2 separate regions of the Homo sapiens genome follow, and region 2 is linked to region 1. A link is a loop called in an ENCODE intact Hi-C map of the cell type or tissue named here. Cell type or tissue: ascending aorta. All regions are shown on one strand.

Evidence for each region. A loop is a pair of places that touch in the nucleus more often than their neighbours do. Peaks named below come from ENCODE experiments on the same cell type or tissue, not always from the same donor. Only the 100,000 strongest peaks of a DNase experiment are listed, where the experiment ranks them.
Region 2: it touches region 1 in a loop (3-fold over the local background); 1 of 110 quality-filtered maps calls a loop at or near these places.

The regions. Positions count from the first base shown.
Region 1 is chr11:846,128-850,127 of GRCh38, forward strand. TSPAN4 (tetraspanin 4) reads left to right here. Exons shown (of 9, transcript NM_003271.5): 2 at 1,074-1,173. Among named protein-coding and RNA genes, the nearest start is that of TSPAN4, 5.3 kb to the left of the region's middle. RefSeq lists silencers at 2,330-2,459, 3,236-3,295. In ascending aorta, a CTCF peak has its summit at 2,337; a DNase peak (open chromatin) is centred at 2,363; H3K4me3 peaks cover 1,603 bases; H3K27ac peaks cover 1,209 bases.
Region 2 is chr11:1,558,100-1,562,099 of GRCh38, forward strand. It overlaps DUSP8 (dual specificity phosphatase 8), which reads right to left. Exons shown (of 7, transcript NM_004420.3): 4 at 790-956; 5 at 13-172. Among named protein-coding and RNA genes, the nearest start is that of DUSP8, 12 kb to the right of the region's middle. RefSeq lists enhancers at 1-459, 1,258-2,053. In ascending aorta, no CTCF peak of the experiment used is centred here; DNase peaks (open chromatin) are centred at 332 and 1,502; H3K4me3 peaks cover 1,499 bases; H3K27ac peaks cover 3,518 bases.

The sequences.
Region 1 (4,000 bases):
TGCTGTCTGTCCTGAGCTGCCCCTGCTGAGCTGTGTGGAGACCCCGAGGTCTGGGCTGGGCCAGGACTGAGCTGCTGCCCTGCTGCTGGGGCTCAGAGAGGCTGCTCCACGGGCATGGCACCCAGGCTGCTGCAGACAGGCTGCTTTATCATGTGGGCAGGCCCCTCTTTGGGTTGGACCTCCGTCTGGCCTTGTGGGTGTCTGAGATCTCCTTGCAGCTCAGTCCCCAGGGCTTTTCCAACCTGCAGAGCTCTGGATGTCTCTTTTGGGGCTCTCGCTCAGCCAGGGTTGGGGTGGAGGCTCTATGGTTCCCTCCTGCCCTTGGGCTACTGGAAGGACAGTTACCTCACTCCAGAGAGCTAGTTCTGAGGGGCGAGGTGTTGCGGGGTTGAGCCAGCAGGGCAGGGAGTAGTGGGCACTGCGTTTGGCTGCCCAGGTGGGTTTGGGGCCTCTCCCTGGCCAGAAATCCCTGAGTGCCAGGAGGAGGACAGACTCCCCAGCCTGGCACCCATGGTGGAGGAGGGCCTTGCGGGTCATTGCTGGCAGCTCCATAGGGAGGGCGTGAGGCCCCTTCCTGAGCCTGGGTGTCTGCTCAGAGCCCAAGGCAGGGTGGGGTAGGGGTGCTTGTGCCTGGTAGGAAGCAGACAGCAGGCTGGTCCAGGGGTCCAGGACCCCAGGGAGGAGGCACTGCTGCGTGTCTGTGTGGGTGCAAGCATGTGTCTTGGCCTGTGTCTCTGCATGTCCGTGCTGTGAGTACGTCTTTGAACATGTGTTCTCTGCACACCGTGTCTCTGTGAGTGTGAGTCTGTGTCCCTGCCTGGCTGTCTCAGAGCCCTGAAGGAGCAGAATTTGGTGACTCAGTCATTGATTCAGAGCTTTCCTGGTTGGGGCTACTCCTCAGTGGTCTTCTTCTCCGAGTCTGGTGGTGTATCCCCTGCCCACCCCGACTGCCCCTCTGCCCTGTAGGGACCTGGCCCCAGGTGGGGGTTCCCTGCCCTTCTCTGGGAGCATCTCTGGCTGTACAGCTGAGGGTGGAAGCCAGGGCTCCACTCTGCCCATCTTTCCTTTTGCAGAGCTTGGGGCTTCCTTGGTCGCACCCACCACCTGCCTGCCCACTGGTCAGCCTTCAGGGACCCTGAGCACCGCCTGGTCTCTTTCCTGTGGCCAGCCCAGGTATGTCAGGGCCCGGCTGGGCTGGATGGTTGTGGTGGGCAGCAGTGGGCTTGCCTCTGGGTCTCACTTTGCCAGCCCAGGGGCCTTGCCAGCGGACACTTTGACACCACACCTGAGTATCTAATTGGAGCTCCCGTGGGGAGGGGCTGGACTTTGGAGACAGGGTCCCAGAACACCCCGACTGGGGTGTTGAAGGACCCTCCCCGACTGAGCTCTGACACTGTGCCTTGCCCGGGCCCCTGACTGCGTCTGGGCAACCCAGTGTGAATCTTGAACTTGGCAACAGAAGCAAGCCCAGCTCCCCGCCCCCACCCCCCCCCAACCCCGCTCCTCCTGACCCTCGGTGGCCTTGTGAGGTTTTTGATTTCTTCTTGAATAGGCTTCATCTGCTCACCTGGGCGATGTGTGCAGAGCTTTGTAGATGGGAAAGGGGGTGGGAGGGGTCTTAGGGGACACTGGGACTGCATCCTGGGCGCTGGGCTCAGTGCAGGCACCCAGACCAGCTCTCCCTTCGCCCTCCCACCCGCCTGGGACCCTCGAGCCTTGCCTGCCACTTCCCCTTCCACCCCCAGCCACAGAGGGACGCAGGGGAGATGGGGCAGGGGTGCCACTGGCTAGCCTGGCGGCGGATGCTCTCCTTGGGGTGGCTCGGGTGGTGTTTTTGACTGCAGGTGGGGTCTGGCTTCTCCCAGTCAGCCTGGGGTCCTCCCGGGTCCCCGTGGCACCTGCCCTTGCCTGGCCCACGAGTAGGTGCTCTGAGCGCTGCCCAGGTCACATGTGAGCTCCCTGGAGGCGCTGCACACGGCTGAGTGTCTGCCCTCAGGTTGCACCTGCGTGGCCAGGGGAAGGGGGCCGGGCGCCATCTGCTCTCTGGGCAGAGCTGCGGGTGAGGGTTTCTGTCAGGGTTGGGGTCCCAGGGCTCCTGGGGTCTCTGCTGGGCCCCGATGCGTGGCCGCCGTTCTGACCCATTCCTGGGGCCCAGACCCACCAAAGAACCCCCAGGGGAAGGACAGGGTAGGGGCCATGGGAAGCCCCAGGATGGCCTTGTGGGCCTTCAGGGGACCTCCAGGCCAGCCTCCTGTTCTCTGGGGGCCCCCTGTCCCCTTCCCCCAGCGAGGACCTGGGCATGGGGTGCTGCCCTGGGGCTTGGGCTGCAGTTCTCTACAGAGCCCTTGGGGGGCAGCAGAGGCTTGGGGCACCCAGCCCAGGTCGTCAGGGGTGGGCAGAGCTGCGGGACCTCCCTGGGCACCCGGGGCTTCCACGGCAGCCCTCCCCAGACCTGCCACCTCCCACATCAGTCACTCCAGGAGGACCCAGGCCTCCAGAGCTGGTCAGCCCTGCCATGGAGCACCCCCTTCCCCTCCCTTAGCTTCCTCTCCCTCCTCTTCCTCCTGCCCTTCCTCATTCCCCACCTCTGGGCTTCAGGTCATCTGCCAGGAATCTGGGCCACGTGCTGATATCTTCCCAACACCGCAGGGCCCTTGTGCCCTGTGGTGGGGCTGGGGCTTCAGAGGCGTGGGGTAGGCTGCAGGGCACAGCTGGGGGCCTCTGTCCCCATCTCCGGCTGTGGGAGGTGTGTGCGCATCCGGCGTGATGACACCCAGGAGTGCAGGCACATCTGCGCACGGGGCCGGTATGTCTGTACCTGTCAAGGGGTGGGGTGGGGTCTTTTACAGGCTGACTTCCAGCCTGGGCTGGAGCAAAATGAAATTCTGGGCCCCTTGTTTAAAAATTACCAAGAATTTCAAGACGGGAACAGCAGAGCATCAAGCCAGCTGGGGTGGGTGCGCGCGACTGCCCTTGAAGCCGGCCCCGCTCCCGCATTGGGGACAGCACGGGGCGGAGGCCGAGCCGGGCCCACCTGGAGCGCTCTGGGTCTGTCCTGGGGCTGCCAGCCTCCTGCGGGGCTGCCTGGTGGAGGGGGGGTGGGTATCTCAGGAATCACACCTGCGCTTTTCTGTGTTCTGGAACCTCCCATATAGTCAAAGACTCAACGACACCTGCTCCATGCAGTGCAGGCTGACCCAGCCCCCCACCCGCCGCCGGCACTCAGGGCTTCCCCAAGGGCGCCCGGGGCGGAGCCGCTTCAAGTTGCCACCAGACAGCAACGGGGTCACCCTCCATTTGCGTAGTGCTTTGAGTATCGTTCTCGTGGTTGGAGGTCTCCAAGCCCGGCCCGGGGCCAGAGTCCGGGCGAGGTACCGTGGGGGGAAGGGCTGGGGGTGTCGGTCGCGGGCTAAGAGCTGCCCAGGTTTCATCCCCAGGCCCCGGCCCCGGCCTCCAGTCCCCTCAGGCGCCCTTCGCGAGCATCTTCCTCCCGCGCGCGAAGGTGGGGGGGCTGGGGCGCCGGCGCGGGCGAAGGGGCCGGGGTCGCGGCTGGTGCGTTGCCGGGGGCTGCGATTGGTCCGCCCAGGCGGAGCGCTGGGGTTTGCCGGGCGGTGCGGCGAGGAGGGGAGGGGTCCGCGCGGGGGCGGAGCCGCCGGGGATTGGCCGGGAGGGCGCGGGGCGGGGCGCGCGGGGTCGGGGGCGCGGGGGCCGCAGCGCGCGGGCCGGGCAGATGTTTGGGTTCCGCCGCCGGGGTCCGAGCGGATCCGCGCGACCCGCTGCCACCGCGGGGGCCAGAGCGGGAGCAGGAGCGGGGCCGGAGCAGGCGCCGGCCGGCGGGATGGGGCGTTCCGGGGCGGCGGGTGCGGGGCGCTGAGCGGCGGCCCCGGCACACCCGGGCGCGATGCGCCGCTCCAGCACGGACGAGTCCACGTACCGGCGCAGCCCCTCTCCGGAGGGCAAGGAGCCGGACTTCGCGCGCGGCGGCCCCTTCCGGCGCTAC
Region 2 (4,000 bases), 710 kb after region 1:
CCGCAGACTCACCGATGAACTCGATGGACTTGTCCAGCCAGGGCAGCAGTTTTTCACAGTAGTTGTCGTTGATGGGGACCCGCATGAAGCGGCTCTCGCAGATGAAGTCAGGCTTGGGGCAGGAGTTGCTGGCGTTGAGGACGTAGCTTATTCCATTTTGCGTCATCAGATCCTGGAGGGGCGGGAGGGCGGGTTGGAAAGGGGTGGGAGAAGCTCGGGGCGGGAGTGAAGGTGGAGGCTTTTCCTGCCCTGCCGTCAGGAGGGCCTTTAGAATCCTGGGAGCCTTGGAATTTGTCCCAGATCCCAGTGTATCCAGGGGAGGGCCCAGGAGGCCTCTCTGGTCCACCCTGGCACCCTGGGCCCGTGCGGGGGGTGGGGCACGGCTGGCCTCCGACTGCAGGCCCCACCCACGGCTGGTGGTGGGCTCCTAGGAATTTTATGATTGCCTGGGTGGTGGCTTTTACCCTTTTCCCTCGTCACCATTTTTAAAACATGGGATTCTTTCAGAGCTGGCCAGAGGCCCAGTGACATCCGCAGCTTGGCATGCCAGCTCCCCGCTCCTCCCCCGAGCCCTGCCGGGCCCTCCCGCAAGCCCTGCTGTGGTCCTTCCAGGGGCATGGGTGGGGAGCCTGGGGTCCTCCTGGGCCCCCACCCATGCTTCTCCCACACCCAGCTCATCCACTGCCTTCAGCTCCTTTCCTCCCTCATCCCCCGCTCCGCTGCCAAGCTGCTTCTGGAGCTCCTGCCCCTTTCCCATTGACCACCCCCCGAACTCCACTGCACACACACCTTGTTTAGGACGTCCTTCTGCGAGCCCAGGTAGAGGTGAGGCAGGATGCGGGTCAGGCCCACGCTGGGCACAGGCAGGCAGGGCTGGGAGAGGCTCATGGGTAGCAGGGCAGCAGGCTTGCCCTCGCAGAGGCCGGGGAAGCAGGAGGAGAAGGTGGCGAAGCCCCCTGTAGGAGGAGGGCCGTCAAGTGGGTTGAGAGAACACCTAGGGCTCCCTGTCCGCCTAGGGTGCCCTGTCCGCCTAGGGCACCCCATCTACTGCTGAGGATCAGTCACACCCAGCCCAGACCCGAGCCTGAGCCCAGCCGGCAAGCCTCTGGCGGAGCACCTGCTCTGCCCGCGGTGGGGGGAGGGGGTACTGCCACACATTTACAGCCTGCACCTACGCCCACATTCCTCCTCATGCTAATTAGGGGCTGACCCAGCTGAGGACGCCGCTAGGATGCCCGTAAAGGTGGCGTTGAGGTGGCTGGCCATCACGGCACGCGCTGGGCCCAGGCAGGGGTGGGCTCAGAGGCCACAGGGGTCTCCTGCTGAGGGTGTGTGTCACACAGCCCAGAGGAGAGGCCCTCACGAGCCCGGCCATCTCCCATACCCATGGCCTGGGGCCAGGCTGGGCCTTCCTCCTCCCCTGCACTGATGCAATGCCTCCCTGCCTCCAGCTGGCTGGGAGCCCCAGGCCTGGGCTTGGGTGCCAGGACCAGGAGGCCAGGGCTTCCGAGAGGCCCTCCCCGTCCCCAGGCATGACATCACCCTGGCACAGCCCTCGGGGCATTTGCTGTCTGGTTATGGCTGTACTCCACCCAGCAGGGGAGGACGGAGAGTGGAGAAGCCCGGGGCACTGGGGGCACGCAGAGCAGGCAGTGGGCACCCGCTGCACACGTGACCAGCGTGTGCTGCTGCCTTCCACACACGTCCAAGTCCGAGGCCACAGGCTGGTGGGAGGAAGTCCCCTGCCCTGCACCAGCTGGAAGGACCCGAACGTGAATCCCTGGATGTCTGACTCAGTGACCATGGGTAGTGCACACCATGGCTCTGGTCTCAGCTTCCTCCTCCTGCCTGCCACACAGCATCATGTGGTTCCAAGAAGATAATGAGCACGAAGACACATGGTGAGAATGGACCTGGCCGTCCCTGACCTGGCTGGGGCGACCACCGATGTGGACCAGAAACTGGGCAGCACCCACCTGGTGGCTGCCAGCTCTTGGGAGGGTGAAGCCAGCATGGCCCAGCACCACCCCGAGGACACCTTCCAGAACATAAGCCCCCATGGCAAGCCGGCTCCTGCTTGTGCAGAGCCTGAGGCAGCTGGGCTGAGGCCTGCCCTATCCCATTGGACGGGGCAGGGGAGTGACGGCGGGAGCTCAGGGCCTGGGAACCCCAGGGCTCTTTTTTGTCCTGGTTTGCAGAAGAGGCTGGTGCCACATGTGTAGCAGGTGCCCACTGCCTGCCCCGCGTGCCCCCAGTGCCTAGGGCTCCTCCTCTCTCCATTCTCCCCTGCTGGGTGGAGTAGAGCCACCCTGGATAACTCCTGAGGACAGGGGAGTGTGTGCAAACCCCCAACCAGAACACCTGCTGTGCCAGCTCCCCGTGTCCCTAAAAAGGGCGTGACGCTGGGGGACTGTGGAGATAGGGGAAGCTCCAGGCTGGGTGGGTTGAGGCAGCAGCCTTGGAGGAACAGTCTCTTCTGTGGGAACCTGCTGACTGGACAGGGGAAAGCAGGTAGGTGACTTGTCACCAACGACGCCCCAGCTTGCAGGTTCCCCTGAGCAGAGGCTGGGATGGGCACTGTAGCTGGCTTCCACTCACTGTTCTGAGCTGGGGTAGCCCTGGATGTTCCCGCTGCAGGACAGCCCCGGGGAGGCGGAAGGGCTGCACCACTTCTCTGCAGACTCTTCTGCCACCTGCTGCCTCTCCTCCTCCCTGTGGCTCTCCCAGGGATTTTGTGCCTTACTCTCTGCTTTCTCCAGGGCCTGGCCAAAGGAGGAGGTGCTGGGGATTCCATCAGTACCCTCCCACCTCTCCCAGAGGAGGTAAAGGCAGGAAAGTCTCTGGACAGGTGCAGAGAACCGACAGCTATGTCAGCAATTCCCCAGGAAGCTTCCCAGGACCTCCCCAGGCGGAGCAGGTAGTGTGGATGTCCCTACACACCCCACTGTGGATGCCAGGCCTAGCAGGGACCGAGGCTCCAGGGATTTCAGAACCACCCAGGCTCTGGGGGTGAGTGATAAGTGAGGGGTGTTGGGGTTCAGTGGACCCTTTGTAGGTCCCAGCACTCTTTGGGCCCTGGGGAGGCACCCCTACCCCCAGGCATCTCCAAAGGCGCCTTCCCAGTATCCCTGCTCCCTGACTCGGGGGTTTCTGGGGCAGCGCCTGCAGTTCACCTGTTACTCACAGTGAAATCCCAGACTTGAAAAAAGGCGTGTGTACCAGGACATGTGCCTGCCCCATGCCACCTGGGAGACCCTGCAAGCGCTTATGGCCACAGTCACAGACGCACTTCTGCCCGCCACCTCCATGACCCCTGGACTCCCCGCCAGGGCGGGGGCCGCCACCCCACCCACTTGCAGTGCAGTCGCCCGGCCAAGGGTCCAAGGCCGACTGCGGGCCGCTGCTTAAAGGGCCAGGCCCCTCTCTCATCCCTTGCCGCTTGCCCCCCAACATCGTGAGCAGCGCAGCTGGAGTGGGGGAAGAGGAGCGGCAGGGGGAGGTGGGCTTCACAGCAGTCCTGGGACCCCAGCACAGCCTGTCCTGCCACTGTTTCTCTCCCGCTTCCCGCAAACCTGCCCTGCTGTGGGGAGGACAGAGGCTTGGTCCTCACATTCCGGCCTCTACTGTCCCTGCAAATGGACCAAGGAGCTGTGTTGCCTGTGCCGCGGGATCCTGGAACATCCCTTCTCCTGGGTGAGGGGCAGCACCCCTGCCCCCCCCAATATATTCTTTCCCACTCTCCCTGGTTCTTCGCAGAGCCAGCCCAGAGCAGGGGCTGTGCCCACCACAGGGTGGGAGGGAGCCTGAGGGCAGAGCCCGTGGGCCTGCCTGGGTGTCGCCATGAGCCCACTGTATACCACGGGGCCTGGGACTCCTTGGCAGCTGCACTTCTGGAGAAAAGGGGACACAGCCTCAACCTTGCAGGGCAGATGTCAGCACAGAAAGGCAGTTCTGAGGGTGGCATGACCAGGCCCTGGGAGTGCCCTCCTGGCAAATCCTA